2 separate regions of the Homo sapiens genome follow, and region 2 is linked to region 1. A link is an interaction called in ENCODE POLR2A ChIA-PET data of the cell type or tissue named here. Cell type or tissue: IMR-90. All regions are shown on one strand. Links, peaks and the distances in the headings refer to the core of each region. The heading gives the core; the rest is flanking DNA.

Region 1 (5,729 bases), core at 495-5,494:
GAATTGCTTGAACTCCAACCTGGGTGACAGAGTGAGACTCCGTCTCAAAAAATTAAATTAAATTTAAAAATAAAAAATTATACAGATGCCGTGTGGCCAGAAAAAAAAAATAAGCAAACAAGTAGCCGCATGTGGTGGTGTGTGTCTGTAGTCCCAGCTACTCGAGAGGCCGAGGCAGAAGGATCTGTTGAGCCCAGGAGTTCCAGGTTGCAGTGAGCTATGATCGCACCACTGCACTCTAAACTGAGTGACAGAGTGAGACCCTGTCTCAGAAAAAAGAAATGAAACAGATCTACATGTATCATCACGCATAGACCTCAATACATGATATTAATTTTAAGAACCAAGTGGCAGGATAATGTAAGGTCCATGAGAATAGAAACTTTATTTTGTGTATTGCTGTGTCGTCAAAATTAGAACAATGCCTAGCACAGAGTAAAGAAAGATGAATGATATGCTCATTGTGATGCCATTTACGTAAACACACATATTCTTATGCAAATAATACCACATGTTTTTGAAGGTAGTAAATATATCTAAAAGTATTCCCATAGGCCTAGGAAGATACAGGGATATATAATAAACACATAATAGAGGATACTTTTTTTTTTTGAGACAAAATCTCACTCTGTTGCCCAGGCTGGAGTGCAATGGCATGATCTGCCTCCTGGGTTCAAGCGATTCTCCTGCCTCAGCCTCCTGAGTAGCTGGGATTACAGGCGTGTGCCACTGCACCTGGCTAATTTTTTGTATTTTTAGTAGAGATTGGGTTTCACCATGTTGGCCAAGCTGGTCTTGAACTCCTGACCTCAGGTAAGCCGCCTGCCTCGGCCTCCCAAAGTGAGCAACCGGGTCCGGCCAGAGGATGCTTTTCAAAAGGGGGCTGGAGGTACAAAATTGGGAGTGGACAAAAGAAACCTTAATATATCTGTAATGCTCTGATTTTATTTTAAGAACCACTACTGGGCCAAGTGTGGTGACTTATGCCTGTTATCCCTGTACTTTGGGAGGCAAAGGTGGGGAGATCACTTGAGCTCAGGAGTTCGAGACCAGCCTGGGCAATATGGCAAAACCCCATCTCTACAAAAAATACAAAAATTAGCTGGACTTGGGCTTGCACCTGTAGTCCCAGCTACTCGGGAGGCTGAGGTGGGAGGATAGCTTGAGCCCGGGAGGCAGAGGTTGCAGTGAGCCACCAAGGTTGTTCCACTGCACTCCAGCCTGGGTGACAAAGCAAGACCCTGTCACAAAAAAAAAAAGAAGAAAAGAAAAAAAGAACCACTACTGTGTAATTAAAAATGAATAAACTATAAGCTGGGCACAGTGATACATACCAGTAGTCCCAGCTACTCAGGAGACTGAGGTGAGAGGATTACTTGAGCCCAGGAGTTCAAGGATGTAGTACACTATAATCATGCCTGTGAATAGCCACTATACTCCAGCCTGGGCAACATAGTGAGACTACATCTCTATAAAAACATTTAAAATTTAGCTGGCTATGGTGGTGTGCACCTATAATCCCAGCTACTCAGGAGGCTAAGATGGGAGGATCCCTTGACCCCAGGAGTTCCAGGCTGCAGTGAGCTATGATTGAGCCACTGTACTCCAGCCTAGGCAATAGAGTGAGACCTTGTCTTTAAAAAAGTAATAATAATAATAATAATAATAAACTCTTAGAAGAAAACATATGGGAAAATCTTCATGACCTTAGATTTGGCAATAATATATTGAATATGACATCAAAAGCACAGGCAACACGGTGAAAAGAGTTCTGGAGATGTGTTGCGGGAAGTCAGGGACCCCAAACGGAGGGACCGGCTGGAGCCGTGGCAGAGGAACATAAATTGTGAAGATTTAATTTTTTTTTTTTTTTGAGACGGAATCTCGCTCTGTTGCCCAGGCTGGAGTGCAGTGGCACAATCTCAGCTCACCGCAAGCTCTGCCTCCTGGGTTCACACCATTCTCCTTCCTCAGCCTCCCGAGTAGCTAGGATTACAGGCGCCCGCCACCACGCCCAGCTAATTTTTTGTATTTTTAGTAGAGATGGGATTTCACCGTGTTAGACAGGATAGTCTCGATCTCCTGACCTCATGATCCGCCCGTCTTGGCCTCCCAAAGTGCTGGGATTACTGGCGTGAGCCACCGCACCCTGCTAGGGAGATTTTCTACATCCTGGTGACTGGCATCCAAATCTGTTTTTCCTGTCCTGGTTCCTAGCATCGAATCTCAATTGCCTACTTGACTTTTCCACCTGTTATGTCCCACATAAAGTTAAAACCCAGAACATTCACAACCAAATTTATGATCTTCCCCTCAAAATCTGTATATTTAACACATTATTTGTCTCTCTTAGTGACATTACTATCCACTCTCCCTCAAGCTATAAGCCTCCTAGACCACCACCACAAAGCCCCTCTCCCCACAGATTCAATGGGTCATGGAGTCTTACTGACTTCGAAACTGACTTCAGGGCCAGGCGCAGTGTCTCACACCTGCAATCCCGGCACTTTGGGAGGCTGGGTGGATCACTTGAGGCCAGGGGTTCGTGACCAGCCTGGCCAACATGGAGAAATGTTGTCTCTACTAAAAATACGAAAACTAGCCAGGCGCGGTGGCAGGCACCTGTAATCCCAACTACTCGGGAGGCTGAGGCAAGAGAATCACTTGAACCCAGGAGGTGGAGGTTGCAATGAGCTGAGATCGCGCCACTGCACTCCAGCCTGGGTGACAGAGCTAGACCCTGTCTAAAAAAAAGAACCCAAAAACCACACAAAAAGAAACCACACTGAATCAATGAAAAAAATAAATTATTCCATAATGATATTCAAAAAAGTAAAAACTCATTTGTGCCCATTCAAAGTAGATGTTTAAACAAGCTCTTACCTTAAAAATCAGTAAGGCAGGAGGATTACTTATGGCCAGGAGTTCCAGACCAGCCTGGGCAACATTGTGAGACCCCCATCTCTACAAAAAATGAATAATAAAACTAGCCAGGCTTGGTAGTATGTGCCTATAGTCCTAGCTACTTTGGAGGCTCAGGCAGGAGGATTGCTTGAGCCATGGAGTTTAAGGCTGCAATGAGCTATGATCTTACTATTGCACTCTAGCCTGGGTGACAGACGGAGATCTTGTATCAAAAAAAAAAAAAGGGCCAGGCACAGTGGTTCATGCCTATAATCTTAGCACTTTGGGAGGCTGGGTGGATCAGCTGAGGTCAGGAGTTCGAGACCAGCCTGGCCCACATGGCTCTACTAAAAATACATAAATTAGCCGGGCTTGGTGGTGCACATCTGTAATCCCAGCTACTTGGAAGGCTGAGGCAGGAGAATCGCTTGAACTCAGGAGGCGGAGGTTGCAGTGAGCTGAGATCATGCCACAGCACTCTAGCCTGGACAACAGAGCAAGACTGCATCCAAACACACACACACACACACACACACACACACACACACACACAAAGATACTTTCTGATCATAAGAGAGGAAACTTATTTACATAATGGAAGGTTTAAACTACCATTACCCTAATCCGGTGGTCAATTTAGCTTCACTTGGCGAATTAATCAGATATGATGTTATTATGTTCTTCAGATGCTACACAACATGAATCATGCAACATCTCCAAAGACGTATTCTAGCCAAAATATTTGACTTAAATACACCAAGTGTTTAGATATAACTTCCAGTTAAAGGAAACACAGCCAATAGAGATACAAGCTAAAAACCACAAGGAAAAAAGCAACCAATGCTTCTCAAACTACAGCACTTACACTATGATTTATTACAGCCAAAGGATACAAAGCAAAATCAGCACCTGGGATGAAGTCCAAAGGAAACTGGGCACAAGTTTCAAGAGTACCTTCCCAGTGGAGTCACTTAATTCCTCCAGCATCTAATTGTGACAACATTTGTGAAGTGGTATCTACCAGGGAAACTTGCCTGAGCCTAGGAATCCAGGGTTTTATCAGGGGTCAGTTACACAGGCTGCCTAGCTTACCACTCTGCCTAGTGCAAACCAAAGTTTCACACTCCCAGAAGGAAAGTAGATGTTCAGCATAAACTATATTGTTTGCACAAACAGTTTAGACTCAGTGAGCCACTTTTTTTCTTTTCTTTTTTTTTTTTTTTTTTTTGAGACAGAGTTTCGCTCTTGTTGCCCAAGTTAGAGTGCAATCTCAGCTCACTGCAACCTCCACCTCCCCGGTTCAAGCGATTCTCCTGCCTCAGCCTCCCAAGTAGCTGGGATTACAGGCGTGCAACACCATGCCCGGCTGATTTTTTGTATTTTTAGTAGAGACAGGGTTTCACTATGTTGGCCTGGCTGGTCTCGAACTCCTGATCTCAGGCAATCCACCTACCTCGGCCTCCCAAAGTGCTAGGATTATAGGCATGAGCCACTGTGCCCAGCTGCAGTGAGCCACTTTTATATGGAATTTGGAAACACTTCTGAAATCCAAGTTCCCAGATGCCAGCCAAAAGCCAAACTTGAGAGCAGACCTTTCAAAGGTCTACTATAGCCTCAAACCTACTATGTTAATTCTTTTCTGCACAATATGTAATGCTGTGGTTGAAACTTGGGGTGGAAGTTGAATGAGTTTGTCAAATGGACAACAGGAGATGGTAGAAGGACATTAAAGGTAATATTGGAAGGCTGAGGCAGGAGAATCGCTTGAACCTGGGAGGGCAGAGGTTGCAGTGAGGTGAAATCACAGTACTTCACTCCAGCCTGGGTGAAAGAGCGTTAACTCCATCTCAATAAATAAATAAATAAATAAAGGCAATGGGAATAGAATGAATAAAGGCAAAGGGGTGTGAAAGGATTCCCCAGTTGGAGAACCTACCACAGTGCTAAAGTTCATCCAGCAGGGCTTGGTACTTGAGAGAGTATTGGAAGTGGGTGGAAAAGGAAGTAGAATATACTGGGTCTCTTATACCACGTGACATTTTAACTTTATCCGGTAAGCAACAAGAAGCCATTGAAGTACTGCAGGTAAGAAAGGAGTATAGACCAGGCACGGTGGCTCATGCCTGTAATCCCAGCACTTTGGGAGGCCAAGGAGAACAGATCACCTGAGGTCAGGAGTTTGAGACCGGCCTGACAAACATGGTGAAACCTCATCTCTACTAAAAATACATCAGTATGTTAAATTATCAGAAAAATATAGCTTTTGGAATAAACTACATAGCTACCATTTACTATGTGCCAAGCAATGTGCTAAGTAGTTTACGGAGATTATATTAGTTAATCTTCACAACAACCATTTGAGGTGGGTATCATCTCCTCATTTTACAGATGGAGAAGCAGCCTCACAAATGTTAAGGAATTTACCTAAGATCACATAACTCATGCATGCAGAATGGAGCAATACATGTCAAGCTAAGTACCACACAGCGTTAACTGCTCAATTCTCAGAGATTTGTGGTTAATCCCCAGCCTGCTTGCCTCAGACATTGTCAGGGTTCAAGATATGACGGCTATCTGTTGCAGCTGGACTCTCTTCCTGATATGGCTCTGGACATACATCCCTCCAGCTCCAAGGGTGGCCCAGCGGGGCATGTAGAGTGGCTGGAATTCCCAAACTGTCACTGCAGTGATGAGGAGGAGCAACCTTATCTGTTTACTCTAACATGCTATACAGATATGCTCATTTTCTATGTGGACTATAATGGAGAAAAGGCTGGAAAGCATTACTTGACTCTAACCCAAAATCCTCTGTAAATCCCAGTCTG
Region 2 (5,729 bases), core at 450-5,449, 540 kb before region 1:
GTGATGAAATAGTGTTTTTACCTTCATCTGGCAGTCTATTTCCACTTTTTCCCATTCTTTTTACTTTTTTAAAGCCACTCAAATTTAGCAATGAGGGATTATATATCTCTTGTTCTTTTTAGATAGATTTACTTTACCATACATAAAAATTTCTCACAAAGGCAAATAGCTTACCTCGTTCTTTGTAAATAACACCATAATTCCATTTGCTTAAGCCTATGAGTACACCTTAATATTTCTCTTCCACCCCCACATGTTTAATCTATCACCTGATCCTTTTGGCCCTACCTCTAAAATAAACCCCAAATATGTCCATTTTCTGTTTCACTGCTGTCATTCTATTCTATGCCATCATTCTCTTTTCCCTGGACTTCATCTATATAATCTTGCTGGTGTCTTGCTGTCTTTCATGCCTTCTACAATTACTTCATATGCAAACAGGAATGACTTACTTTAAAATGTGCATATGATCATGTCACATGTCACTGGCACTAAATTTAGAATGAAGGGTCTGGGTTAGTGATTCTCATCCCTCTCTGTACATTCTTTTTTTTTTTTTTTTTTTTTTTTGAGACAGAGTTTTGCTCTTGTTGCCCAGGCTGGAGTGCAGTGGTACGATCTCAGCTCACTGCAAACTCTGCCTCCCGGGTTCAAGTGATTCTCCTGCCTCAGCCTCCTGAGTAGCTGGGATTACAGGTGCCCACCACCATGCCTGGCTAATTTTTGTATTTTTAGTAGAGACGGGGTTTCACCATGTTGGCCAGGCTGGTCTCGAACTCCTGACCTCAGGTGATCTGCCCACCTCGGCCTCCCAAAGTGCTGGGATTACAGGCATGAGCCACCACGCCCGGCCTCTTTTTTTTTTTTTTTTGAGATGGAGTCTCACTCTGTCTGTCACCTGGGCTGGAGTGCAGTGGTGCGATCTTGGCTCACCGCAACCACCTCCGCCCCCCGGGTTCAAGCAGTTTTCCTGCCTCAGCTTCCCCAGTAGCTGGGATTACAGGCACCCGCCACTATGCCCAGCTAATTTTTTGTATTTTTAGTAGAGACGGGGTTTCACCAGGCTGGTCACAAATTCCTAACCTCGTGATTCGCCCCCCTCGGTCTCCCAAAGTGCTGGGATTACAGGTGTGAGCCACCATGCCCAGCCCCTATCTGTACATTCTCATCACCTGTGTTAAGTTCCCTTTCCCTATAGGAAATAAACATGACCTTTTCCTAGGCACTACCTTCAGAGAATCTGGTTAAATTGTTTGGATTGGAGGGTCCAGACATCTGTAGGGTTTTAATTTGTTTTGAGTTTTTTTTTTTATTTTTTTGAAACAGAGTCTCACTCCGTCTCCCAGGCTAGAGCACAGTGGTGCTATCTCAGCTCACTGCTTTCTCAGCTCACTGCAACCTCCGTCTCCCGGGTTCAAGCGATTCTCCTGCCTCAGCCTCCTGAGTAGCTGGGATCACAGGCGCACACCACCGTGCCCAGCTAATTTTTGTATTTTTAGTAGAGATGGGGTTTCACCATGTTGGTCAGTCTGGTCTCGAACTCCTGACCTCATGATCTGCCCACCTCAGCCTCCCAAAGTGCTGGGATTACAGGCGTGATCCACCACGCCCAGCTTGTTTTTGTTTTTTTTAAGCAGAGAACAGGGTCTTGCTATGTTGTTCAGGATGGTCTTGAACTTCTGGGCCCAAGTGATCCTCTTACCTTGGCCTCCCAGAATGCTGGGATTACAGGTAATGAGCCACTGCACCCGGCTTGTAGCATTTTTTAAAAAGTTCCTTCATACAGGCCCACCATGGTGGCTCATGCTTTGGGAGGCTGAGGTGGGAGGATTGCTTGAGGCCAGGAGTTTGAGACCAGCCTGTTCAACATAGTGAAATCTTCATCTCTACAAAAAAAAAAAAAAAAGAAAAGAAAGAAAGAAAAAAGAAAGAAAGAAAAATAGGGCTCATATGGTTCTTATACAGGTAAAATGGAAAAATATTGCCTGAAATGAATGATCTTTCCCCTGCCTACTTCTCAGACCTTATCTGTCAACTTGCCAAGCTGGTTCTGTCTCCAATGTTTCCTCCCTTCTTGTTTCCTCCCTCCTTCAAGTTTTGTTTTACTTTTTAAATAAACTTGTCATTAGGAGAGATTTAGATTAACAGGAAATTGTGAAGATAATATAGAAAATTCCTAAAAATCTCATGCTGAATGTTTCTTATTAACACCTTGCATTATTAGTATGGTACACTTGTCAAAATTGATGAACCAATATTGATACACTATTATTAACAAAAGTCCTTTCTTTATTCTGATTCTCTTAGTTTTTACCTGATACTCTTTTTGTGTTCCAGGATCCCATTTAGGGTACTACATGCCATTTAGTAGTCACATCTTAGGTTCCTCTGGGCTGTGACAGTTTCTTGAGCTTTTATTGTTTTTGGTGACCTTGACAGTTTTCAGGAGTACCAGTCAGGTATTTTGTAGAATATTTCTCAATTGATATTTGCCTAATGTTTCTCTCATAATTGGGGCTGGGATTATGGGTTTTTGGCAGGAAGATTACAGAGGTAAAGCACGATTTTCACTACATCAAATCAAAGGTGCTCTCAGCATGCTTTATCACTGTCGATGTTTTGGCCTTGATCACCTAGCTGCAGTAGCGTTGGTCAGGTTTCTCCACTGTTAATCCCCCTGCCCTGTTTCCGTTCTGTACTCTTTGGAAGGAAGTCATCATGCCTAGCCCATCCTGGGAAGGAATGAAAAGTTATGTTCTACTTCCTTGAAGGTAAAGGTAAAATATCTATATAAGTTACTTGGAATTCTTCTGCACAGGATATTTTTCTATTCTCCCCAGTTTATTTATTCAGCCATGTATTTATATCATGCGTATTTATTTTATTGCTAAAATTGTTCGAGCTTTAGTCACTGGGATCTTTTTCAGTTGACTCCTCTATCCTTTGTTTTTCTTGGTAGAGATGAGATCTTGCTGTGTTGCCCAGGCTAGTATTGAACTCCTGGCCTCAAGCAGTCCTCCCACCTTGGCTTCCCAAAGTGTTAGGATTACAGGCATGAGCCACCACTCCCAGCCTCCTTTATCCTTTTGACCACAAGATTCTCTAGGCACATCTTATATATTTCCGGCCCCAGTCCTAGAATCAGCCACTTCTCCAAGGAGCCCTGATTCTTTTTATTAGAGAATGGTATTAGAAACCAAGTTCTAGGCATTGGGTGTGCTTGCTACTGGGATGTTGTGGCTTGTAGGACCTTTCAGCTGACTGAGCAAGGGATGTACATGTATGTATACTAAACTAAGTTTTTCTGTATGCAGTCATCTGTATCTATATTAAGCTAAACATGAGTTGATGTTTCCAATTCTATCCATTACCACTCTATCCATTCTAGCCTTCTTCCTTTGGTTATCTGTCACCTCTCACTTCTACAGACAGAAAACTGGCTTTCATCATTCACCATCTTTTTACTTAATTGTTCAAATCTGGGATACATATGCAGATATAGTGGCTTCAGAATACGTATTCCCATGGAGAAAAACCTTATCAAGTAGAGAACAGTGCTTAAGTGTAGTTCCTGTTGCCTTTAGTCTTATAGACTTCATTTCCAAAGTTTCTTAGCACCCCCCTTCCCCCTTTGGTGAGGTTGTTTCACATATTTTCTAGACAATTAGATTCTTTTGTCAAAGTCTGTGTTCCATCCGGAGAGCCTCTGATCTCTTAAATGATTTTTTAAATTTACATACATTAAGGTTCACTCTGCTGTAAAGGTCTGTGGGTTTTTATCTGTCTCACAGTTTTTGCATATGTTGGCCTTCTGCCTGGAATACTCTTCCCAGATATTTCCCCATGACTGGCCCCTTATCTTTCATTCAGATCTCTGCTCAAATATTATCTCCTTGAGGAAGCTTTCCTTGAGCACCCAATCTAAAGGAATCTTCTAGAACAAAATGAAAATTTTGTTAGTGTATTTTCTTCAGTATGTGTGGTTTGTTTTGACCAGTCTCCATTTACTAGGATGAAAATTTAAACAGGGCAGGGACTGTATCTGTATCCTGGATATATAGTGAATGTATGTTGATATATGAATGAATAATCCTGTCCCAGGTGTGTCCAGCATCACTTATTTCTAGGGCATAGTTTTAGTACTGATCAGTAGTAATTGAAAGCAGGCTTGTTCAGTTGGGTTTCCAGCTCACCCTGCTTCACTACTTAAAAAGTGTTTTGGTTATAAATTAGGTTAAGTGTTTCAGTATATTAAAGATGGCAGTCACTCTGTTCTCTCCTGCAATGTTTATAACCATTTATTTAAGGTTATTATTATTATTATTGAGATGAGGTCTCTCTGTTGCCCAAGTTGGAGTGCAGTGGCGCAGTTTACTGCAGTCTTGACCTCCTCAGGCTCAGGTGATCCTGAATAGATGATCCTTCTTGAGTAGCTGGGACTACAGGCGCACCACCACACCCGGCTAATTTTTTTTGTATTTTTTATAGAGATGGAGTTTCTCTATATTGGCCAGGCTGGTCTTAACTCCTGGGCTGAAGTGATCCACCCACCTTGGCTTCCCACAGTGCTAGGATTGCAGGTGTGAGCCACTGTGCGTAGCCTAAAAGTTACTTTAGTGAGGGATTTATAATCTCTATTCCTACTTAGAATTACATATCAATACCAGCCGGGCACGGTGGCTCACGCCTGTAATCCCAACACTTTGGGAGGCCGAGGCGGGTGGATCACCTGAGGTGAGGAGTTCGAGACCAGCCTGGTGAAACCTCGTCCCTACTAAAAATACAAAAACTAGCCAGGCGTGGTGGCAGCCACCTGTAATCCCAGCTACTTGGGGAGCCAAGGCAGGAGAATCACTTGAACCCAGGAGGCGCAGGTTGCAGTGAGCCGAGACCGTGCCATTGCACGCCAGCCTGGGGGACAAGAGCGAGACTTCGTCTAAAAAAAAAAAAAAAGAATTACTATCAATACCACGGATTTCCCAGCTCGGCTGTACATTAGAATCAGCTGAGGAGCTTTAAGAACAAACACTGCTTCCTGAGCTCTTTCCTGACTTACTGATTTTCAGGAAAATTCTACAAATTTGTAATGTTTTAACAACCAGCTTGGCATCTAGTCAGAACATTTGAAGTTAAAAAACCCCAGTAACCAGGTATGGTGGCTCACGTGTATAATCCCAACACATTGGGAGGCCAAGGCGGGAGGATCGCTTGAGCCCAGGAGTTCAAGGCCAGCCTGGGCAACATGGTGAAATCCTGTCTCTACCCAAGAAAAATAGAAAAATTAGCCAAGTGTGGTGGCGCACACCTGTGGTTCCAGCTGCTCGGAGGCTGAGATGGGAGGATCATTTGAGAGCGGGAGACAGAGGTTGCAAGTGAGCCAAGATCGTTCCACTGCACTCCAGCCTGGACAACAGAGCCAGACAGAACCTGTCTTAAAAAAACAAAGCAAAACAAAAAAAACAGTGTATTAATGTAAAGTGAGATTTTGTGATAATATCTAGAGGATTTCAGCTTATAGCTATGATGACTGAAGCTTATACAAAAAGGTCCTTTTAACTTGGACTGATTCTTCTACGATTTAAGCCCATAGTGTGTGCCTGGTACTAGTGAATATTACAGTGAATTGTTCCCTGCTCTCAGAGAACTTACATTACACCCTCTGAGAAGGCAATAGAATGAATGTAAATAATCATAAGATAGGAAACAATAGGCACATAAGAGACGTAGAA

Evidence for each region. Peaks named below come from ENCODE experiments on the same cell type or tissue, not always from the same donor. Only the 100,000 strongest peaks of a DNase experiment are listed, where the experiment ranks them.
Region 2: POLR2A ChIA-PET joins it to region 1 with 9 read pairs; 1 of 35 experiments calls an interaction of 5 or more read pairs at or near these places.

The regions. Positions count from the first base shown.
Region 1 is chr5:177,009,946-177,015,674 of GRCh38, forward strand. It overlaps a transcript of UIMC1 not described here. Among named protein-coding and RNA genes, the nearest start is that of UIMC1, 6.0 kb to the left of the region's middle. In IMR-90, for the core only: no CTCF peak of the experiment used is centred there; a DNase peak (open chromatin) is centred at 3,606; H3K27ac peaks cover 669 bases.
Region 2 is chr5:176,470,830-176,476,558 of GRCh38, forward strand. The region is part of intron 1 of FAF2 (Fas associated factor family member 2); the gene reads left to right. Among named protein-coding and RNA genes, the nearest start is that of FAF2, 25 kb to the left of the region's middle. In IMR-90, for the core only: no CTCF peak of the experiment used is centred there; a DNase peak (open chromatin) is centred at 2,932.